3 separate regions of the Homo sapiens genome follow, and all the other regions are linked to region 1. The links are chromatin contacts, found by Hi-C or POLR2A ChIA-PET in ENCODE. All regions are on one chromosome and are shown on one strand. Each heading gives the region's core, a stretch centred on a gene start or an enhancer-like site at or near the end of the contact. The rest is flanking DNA. Distances are from core to core; before and after follow the strand shown.

Region 1 (2,700 bases), core at 53-2,552:
AACTCATAGGAGAAGCTGACAGAGGCCATTGAAAGTTTCCTCTACCTGAAATTTACTTTTATATCCAACTAAATTCCCTTTTTTAAGCCACTTTAGCGTTTAAGAAACCATGCCTCATGTAATCGCTCGTGGTAAATGATCCCAATATTAAATACATATGTTTCTTCGCTGTTATTAAAAATAGAACTGTTTAATTTTGCCCAACCAAAAAGAGCTGAAGGTTGACAATTCTAAAAGACACAGATTTGCTTGAAAGCAGCTAAAACAGAAAAGCGCCCTTCAGGGCAGTAGTTGATAAACTCTGAAACACATTTCTGAACGGCCTGTCCTAATCCCATTCAGAAAAGCTGGCAAAATTATCACCAAAAGAATTCGACAATGGAAGGTTGGACTGGAAACTGTGGGCATATGAAAATGAGGCCATTCAGGAAAAAGCAAGCCACTTACTGCGCCGCTCTCCCCCCACCGCCAAAATAAATGTAAAAGTGAATGCCCAGGAGAACGGGAGTAAAAAGATTTGGCTGGGAGCATTAACAGCTGTTCTTGACAAAGCCGGAGCGGGGGAGCCCCAGGGCTGCACCCCCGCTCCCACGGCGCCAAGCACAGGTACTCCCAAGCCCGCAGGGAGGCGCGGCGGCCGCTCGCCGCAGACACACCCCGGGGCCAGGTGTCGGCGGCACCCGGCAGGAGCCGGTCGCGGCCTGGGGCTGCGGCCCGGCCGGTCCCGGCGTGGGGATCTCACCCTACAGCCTCCCTCATCTCCGCCTCCCTTTAGCTCAGGCCGGGGACACAAATCCCTCTACACGACTGCGGGAAGTTTTCAAGGACTTAAAAATAAATGCGCAGGCTTAAGTTGCGAAACTCAGCCCCACAGAGTGCCACGGGGAAGCAGCTTTCTAGCCCAGCCAAGATAAGGCGACAGTCCCCAGAGAGACCGCGCCATCCGGGAAGCAGGGGGTGCTGGGCTGCGCCCGGGGAGACCGCGGCACGGAGCCCTGGCAGCTTCCTGCCCGGAGAAGGCAGAGGCCGCGGGCTGCTCCGCTTCCGCAGGTCCTGATTCCCGGCCCACGGGGACCCGAGGGCGAGGGGAGAGAGAGACCGACCCAGGGCGGGGATGGGGGAATGTCGAGACCACCGCCTTCTCCGCGGCTAGGGGTCCGCCGACGCTGGGTCCCCGTCGACCCCGCGCCGGCCGCGCGCCCTACCTCGCGCCTCGGCTCCTCCTCTTTGTTCGCGGCCCCGCAGCGGCTGCGGCGGCTGATGCAGATGCGGCCCCACCGCGCTCGCCGCTCGCAGTGTCTCTGACGCCGCGGCGGCACCGGGAGACTCCTCTCTGCTGCCCCCCTCACGCGCGCACACACACCACGCCGCCGCCGCCGCCTCCCACTTTCCCAGCCAAGGAGGGCGGAGGAAGAGGAGGAGGAGGCCGGGACGCAGCCGGCGCCCGGGGCGCAAGGGGGCGGCCCCGCGCCACAGCGCCTTCCCCGGGAGCGGGCGCGGCACCTCTCGGAGCCACCCGCCGCCGCGCCGGCCTCCCGCGCTGAGGTGACCTGCGCCCAGTACCCCGCCGGAGCCCGGGGGCGGGATTGGGGCGGCGGCCTGAGGGGGCGCTGCAAGAGCCTAGAGGATGGGGAGCGGGGCCCCCAGGGGACTACGAGGGGAAGGCTCGGGGACGGACGCCTTCTCCCTGAGGAGAACGCGCCTGAAAAATGGAGCCACCGGACGGGAAGGCGGCGGGAGTGGAGGCTGGGGGAAGCAGGAAGAAGCCCCGGGACAGGGTCCCGCCGCCTCCTCCTCCCCCCGGCGGGGCTGGGAGCCCTGGACGGACCCTTCCTCCCCAGGCTGGGCGAGTCGCGGCGCGGGAGGGGCTGGGTCCGCGGAGGCGGCGGGAGCAGCCCTGGCGGGAACCGATCCCGCTGCGCTTTGCGTCTGGTTGCCCACCCCGGACACTTACTTGGTAGAGTCGGAGCGAAGTGTTGCCCCTTAGGGCCGAGAGCGGCGTGGTGAATCGATGGGGACAGTGCCGCGGCCACCTGTCCGCACCCAGCCATCAGTCACCCCAGGACCCAAACCGGAGCAAGCCTGGAGGACCGCTGACCCCAAAGCCCAAGACTAGGAAAACGGTAGTACGGACTTCCAACCCAGGCTCGGGGGCTCTGTTATCCCTGCCCTAAGTGGGGAGAATTGAGTCTGACCTCAGGTGGGCTGGCACCGCAAAGCACGCTGAGAGGCGCCTCTTTTATCTGAGCCTGGGTGGCTGCCATCATCGCAGTAATCTTTGTTTTGGTTGCCCCAAGCACACACCTGTAAACCGAAGTGGAGTTTTGAAAAACATCTTGTCCATAGGTTTTGAGGTTTTTCAGTCTCGATTTAGTGGAGAAGCAAGTTAAAATTTTGTCACTGATCTAAAGTTGACATTACTATATTTGCATTTACCATCAATTTACAAAAAGTTATCCCAAATACCCCTCCTCAAAGGTGGGCAGAAACTAGGTGGTTATAAGAAGAAAGGGTTACAACAGATGATGCAAGAAATCTCTGCCCAGCCACCAACTAGGTTTATGATTTGACGAGGAGTCTCAGTTTATCCTCTAGTCTCCAGCTAGGGCCACAGCTAAACCATTCAAGACATAAGGATCACATAAGCCTGAAAAAATTATGACAGCTAACAATGATCACTCACTGTAAATCAGGCACTGT
Region 2 (2,954 bases), core at 293-2,792, 70 kb before region 1:
AAAAGGTGTGACAAATATAAATAAAATATTAAGGTAAGGTGACAGTAACAACATCAAACATTCAGCAAGCACGACACATGTAAATTAATCTACCAGTTAAAAATTAGATATTATAATGTATTTTAAAACAATAACAAAATGAAGCAGTATGCTCTTTATAAGAGGCACACCTAAAACATAAAGACATAAAAGATCGACATCATGAGAAAATATTCCAGGCAAATATGAACCTAAATAAAGTTATGTACTACATCAGTATCATTTTAAAATGGACTCCATCCAAAAAAAAGGAATAAAGAGAGTACCTACACAACGGTAAATTTAACAGGAAAGTATACTAATTCCATATATTTAAATATCTATTAAAATAGCCTCAAATATGTATAGAGCAATATTTAATAAAAACACAGAAGAAATTAATGAACCCATCATATAGTCAGAGATTCTAAAATATGTTTGATGCAGAGGACATGTGTAGTAATGCCAAATAAAAGTACACACTGTTTTCACATACATATTTCCAAAACCTGTTTATATGTTAAGCCACAAAACCAGTCTCAATGGAGTTCCAACAATAGGTATTATATAGACCATGCCCGTTAATCACAATGCAATTAAGTTAAAAATCAATTATATAAAAATAAAATCTCCACAGTTAGAAAATTTTAAAGCATTTCTAAATAACCCATGAGTCAAAGTAAACACTAGAAAATAAATATTTACTTCAGAAAAAAGAAGTATTTACTTCAGTAAGAATGAACCACAGCTCACAACAGGGATGAATCAGAAACATAATGTGAGGAAAAAAACAAGTTTCATAACTTACATATACCTTACATAATCTTTCATATGTATCATATGTATTACTATGTGATACACTGGCACATATATTTGTGAACAGTTCAACTACGTGCTCCCTTTACCATTTAAAAATCTTTCTACTTAACAGAAAGTTCCACGGCTATTCACTCTTCTCTTCCCAATCACAGATTAGGAAGATACTTTAGATACCAGAGTAGTCTGGTGAGACAGGTATATCAGATTCCAGAATAATTAGTCCATCCCAACTGAGATGAGTAAACTGGTAAGTTTCTAGAGCTTAATGGGTCAGAACAGCTATGAGGTCCCTGTCTAGAATACTTGGCCCTTTCAAAGTAAAATGACAGCAGTAAGAGAACAGAAGTCTTCAGTGTGCTCTCGAGCCAGTCAGACACAATGTCAGTTAAATAAATTTTAAAAACACAACAGGATTCCAAATATAAAGAAATTAAGATGGCAAACAATAATACAGTATTGTCACCATTTCTGATTACTGGCAATTTGAAAAAAACCTTTTCTATGATAAAATTTAAAATATACGATCAATATTTTTAAAATTAACATCTTTAAAAGGATTAAATTTAGTGAAAAGTAGCAGGAACAATGAAATTTGGAATTAAAGTTTCTATCAGAAAAACACCACGGCCTCTCCATCTACTGCCAGAGCTGGCTTTAACAATTGACGAATACTTATTCTGCAGGGAATTTGTTGATGCAAAACCAGGAAACAATTTATCTCCACTGGGAATACTTTGAAGAAGGGATTAGAGCGGGGCTAGGGCAGGGAGGATCTGTAAAAAACAATATTTGCCAAACTAAAAACACATAGGCACACATGGGAATTATTTTACTTTCAACAAGTTCTGAAAGTAGTAACAAAACCAGGGAGAGTTAAAAGAATAATTTAACACTGATGTTTCAGGAATGCTAAAGGAGACCAGGCATTTAGACTTCATGTTGCTAAGTGTGTTCATCTCAAATCTAAAAGCCACTTTCATAACAACAACTTTGCTATTCCTTAGCATTTTGTCTCTTTAGGCAGCTTATTTCCCAGTCAAAGTTATAATTTTGTATTCATAATACCATAATCATTTCCATGGTAACTTCCTGTGAAGTCACAGAGAAAACACTATTGACTTCTCCTGAGGCTCTGATTTCCCAGTTGAAATCATATGTTGATTTTATTTTTTCCAATGTAAGTCAAAGATTTACTATTAAAAATCCTGGGGATGAGGTCTTAACACAGAAAACCCATCTGTCGTCGCTACAGAGGCAAGTAGAGAAACCTAGTAGCACAGGATACTTGGTCCAAACTGCAAGGACCTGTACCAGGAGTCAGTGAACTTGGGTTCACACCCCAGCTCTGACAGCTATGAGAGAGGAGTCTTTGGACACAGTATCTAATGTTCTCAAGTTTCCCTTTACCCATCTGCAAAATGAAAAAGTATCTCATAATGTTGTGAGAATTAAATGAGAGACAATGCTGTCAGCTTAAAAAAAAAAAATCTCACTCCCCCAAATTTACAGTTATCTCTGACCTCAGGATATAGATACTGAGTTGCAATGGAAGTACTTATTCAGCAAATATTTATTAAGGGCCTACTTCGTGTTCTTGGTGCCGGGAAGACAAGGAATAGTGTTAGTGCTTTGGCCCTAACATAAACTGTTTCTTTATCCTGATGCTTCAGTTTAATGTTTACCTCCCTCCGTAGGAGGCTAGTTCTTGGTATGAGGTCAACCTTGACTCTCAGCCCTCTCTATTTTTCTCTTGTGCCCACATATCAAGGCAAATAGAGTACAAATTTTAAAGCCTCAAACAGTGAGCCTCTGTGGATGAGAAATGAAGTCCAGGCTGGGCAGCACTGTTTCAATTTACCATCTCATCTGAAGGAGGGGATGTGGTTCCTTTTAAAGGACAATGTATAATGAATAAAAACCTTCAGCTTACAGCTAGCTTATAATTAGTATTTGGGTTAATAACACAGTGACAATTGTCTGAACCTCTGAAAACACAAGGGTAGTAAATACCTACCTTCAGAAACCAAAGCATCAGTTAATTCCAAGCCTGCCTCCCTATTTCTACAGAAATAACACAATAATTTTACCTAGCAACTTCAAGAAAAGTGGAGAAATAG
Region 3 (2,802 bases), core at 186-2,685, 130 kb after region 1:
AGGAGTTTGAGATCAACATGGCGAAATGCCATCTCTGCCAAAAAAATACAAAAATGAGTCAGGCATGGTAGCTCACGCCAGTAGTACCAGTTACTCAGGAGGCTGAAGTGGGAGGACTGCTTGAGCCCAGGAGGCGGAGGTTGCAGTGAGTTGAGATCATGCCACTGCACTCCAACCTGGGTGACAGAGCAAGGCCCTGTCTCCATAGAAAAAAAAAAATCCCAACAAAAAACTCCCCAAATCAAAAAGAACAGCTATATATGGGCTCTACTGACTTCCAATAAGAAGGAGTGCAAAACGGTTATTCTGAATCAATGAATATGAAATCTATATCTAGTCATTTCATTTAACTCTCATGATTAACAATACAAAACAGCAAGTCATCCACATAATTCAATATCCATTTTATAACCAGTTTCTTTAGTAGCTATAGTAGCAAGTTACAATATTTTATGGGCTGTACTCAATTTTTTTTTAAGCTACACCTGCTGTAATGGTATGTACTAAGAGTTTTAGAAAAGATTGCCAGGGTAGGCATCTTCAATTGCTTTACATTTTTTCTAGGGTGAAGGAATTACTGTCAGGCTTTATGATACAGAACTCTGGGGTTCTCTTTCCCTTTCCATTTGTGTACTAGAGAAAATCTGATATTGCTTCCTGAGTGGTGTATTAACCTAGCCTGATTCTTGGTCCTTTGCAGGGGAAATGGCCTTCTGTGTAGGCTTATATCCTTTTGAAGCCACTCAGTTGTCAAAAGAGGGTGTCAATTCTACCTTGTGAATAAGTTGATTGTTACAGCTCTCCACTTAAGGGGCAAGGCAAACTAAAAGCTCTCCAGATACTTGTTGAGCAAAACTGAACCCCAAGCACATTGTTGCTGATTACTTATGAAAAGCTCTATTGAAACAATACTTAAGGAGAACCGCCTGGAGGTGGAATAGTCTGAATATGAATAGAATTGGTTTGATACACTCTACAGAATTACTGAAATGGAATCATCCTCTGGCTTCGTGCCATTAACTTACAGCATGACATATGAGAAACAGCCTCATGAAATCTAAATATTGTAAAAATTACTGAGGATACTTTTCATTCCATTATAGCACTGTTTTGTAAAATGAAGTCCAAGGTCTCAATAAAATAAGAAATCCACAAGTACCAGAAAATGTTTACCTTTTATATTTTCATTTTGATAAAATTTTTTAATATTTAGAAAAATACAACATGTTTTACAGTAATAATTCACAACTAACAGAAATTTTCTACCACTAAGACTTGAGTTTTTTTTTTTTTACTGGGGTTTATAGACCCTTGGATTCTCATGCCTGAAAAAAATACTTTTTGCTCCTTAAAGGGATCCACATGTTATTCAAGTTTGAGGAACACTGTATGATAGTGCCCTCTTTTTAAAGATCATGGGAAAATTGTTCCTTTGGTTTCAATACCAAAAATAGCTGTCCTCTGAGCAACTAAAATGTTTTGTCTCATGAATACTGTGACTCATGTAATTAATTAGGTTTTCTGCTTTGTGAGAAAGACCAGCACCAAATTTGTTTCCTGTTTTTAGAAAATGTGGAAACCTTTTGAACATGAAGTTTGTATTCTTCATTCCTGGCTTCATGTTATACTGCTTGTGCTCATTTGTCCAATTTGTTGACTTCCCCAAACTTTTTTTTAAAACTTAATTTTCTCTCTTACTATATACATATATATATTTCAATGCAATCTTAGACTTTTTTGTATGAATATGCAAACACATTTTGTATGGAATACAAATACATTTTATAAACATTTTTATTGCTAAAATTAAGCATCAACATTTAAAACCCTCAATTTTAGTCTATGAATTTAACATTTAAAGTAATAAAATTAATGTTTGGGCAAATAATCTAGAAATAAATTCTTGTTCAAAATTTTACATATTGCTTTTTGTGTCTACAAGTTTTGCCAGGTGCAGTGGCTCACACCTGTAATCCCAGCACTTTGGGAGGCCAAGGAGGGGTGAATCATTTGAGGTCAGGAGTTCGAGGCCAGCCTGGCCAACATGGTGAGACCCCATCTCTACTAAAAATACAAAAATTGGCCAGGCATGGTAGCACCTGTAGGCCAAGCTACTCAGGAGGCTGAGGCAGGAGAATCACTTGAACCCAGGAGGCAGAGGTTGCAGTGAGCTGAGACTGTGCCACTGCACTCTAGCCTGGACAACAGAGCAAGACTCCATCTCACACACACAAAAAACGTTTAATACCACATCCTTGATAAGAACTATTCTAGGGCCAGGCGCAGTGGCTCACATTTGTAATCCCAGCACTTTGGGAGGCTGAGGTGTGTGGATCATCTGAGATCAGGAGTTCAAGACCAGCCTGGCCAACATGGTGAAACCCTGTCTCTACTAAAAATACAAAAAGTAGTCAGGTGTGGTGGCGCACGCCTATAATCCCAGCTATTTGGGAGGCTGAGGCAGGAGAATCACTTGAGCCCAGGGGGTGGAGGTTGCAATGAGCCGAGATCACGACACTGCACTCCAGCCTGGGCAATAAGACTCTGTCTCAAAAAAAACAAAAAAAAATGAATTATTCTAAGTTATAATCTTCTTTATTTTTATTTATTTACTTTTTTGAGACAGGGTCTGGCTTTGTCACCAAGGCTGAGTGCAGTAGCACAATCACAGCTCACTGCAGCTTCAAACTCCTGGGCTCAAGCAATCCTCCCACCTCAGTCCCCTGAGTAGCTGGGACTAGAGGTGCCCACCACTATGCCTAGCTAATTAAAAATTTTTTTGTGTGTAGAGATAGGGTTTCA

What was found. Hi-C counts contacts between places; a loop is a spot of excess contacts on that map. ChIA-PET counts read pairs that join two places held with the same protein, here RNA polymerase II (POLR2A). Pooled maps may share reads with other maps.
Region 2: a loop to region 1 is called in a map of PC-3, with 5 times the contacts of the local background. The contact joins the enhancer-like site here to the promoter of SH3RF1 in region 1. A Hi-C loop is called at or near these places in 11 of 168 maps with a recorded cell type or tissue (B cell, Caco-2, Calu3 and 8 more), 16 of 37 single-sample maps with no recorded cell type and 19 of 50 pooled maps. POLR2A ChIA-PET finds 5 or more read pairs at or near these places in 4 of 52 experiments (BJ, HepG2, MCF 10A and 1 more).
Region 3: a map of mammary epithelial cell shows a loop between it and region 1 (2.9-fold over the local background). The contact joins the enhancer-like site here to the promoter of SH3RF1 in region 1. A Hi-C loop is called at or near these places in 8 of 168 maps with a recorded cell type or tissue (IMR-90, MCF 10A, Right ventricle myocardium inferior and 4 more), 2 of 37 single-sample maps with no recorded cell type and 9 of 50 pooled maps. POLR2A ChIA-PET finds 5 or more read pairs at or near these places in 4 of 52 experiments (AG04449, AG04450, Caco-2 and 1 more).

What each region holds. Positions count from the first base shown.
Region 1 is chr4:169,269,654-169,272,353 of GRCh38, forward strand. SH3RF1 (SH3 domain containing ring finger 1) reads right to left here and starts at 1,303. Exons shown (of 12, transcript NM_020870.4): 1 at 1,206-1,303. RefSeq lists silencers at 524-743, 984-1,743, 1,784-1,933.
Region 2 is chr4:169,199,774-169,202,727 of GRCh38, forward strand. All of the region lies in intron 2 of SH3RF1 (SH3 domain containing ring finger 1), which reads right to left. Among named protein-coding and RNA genes, the nearest start is that of SH3RF1, 70 kb to the right of the region's middle. Within about 2 kb of position 1,543, at least 3 of the 41 ENCODE cell types and tissues checked have a DNase peak (open chromatin) inside an H3K27ac peak, as active enhancers do.
Region 3 is chr4:169,397,021-169,399,822 of GRCh38, forward strand. The region is part of intron 35 of NEK1 (NIMA related kinase 1); the gene reads right to left. Among named protein-coding and RNA genes, the nearest start is that of SH3RF1, 130 kb to the left of the region's middle. Within about 2 kb of position 1,436, at least 3 of the 41 ENCODE cell types and tissues checked have a DNase peak (open chromatin) inside an H3K27ac peak, as active enhancers do; they include mammary epithelial cell, where a contact is called at or near this core.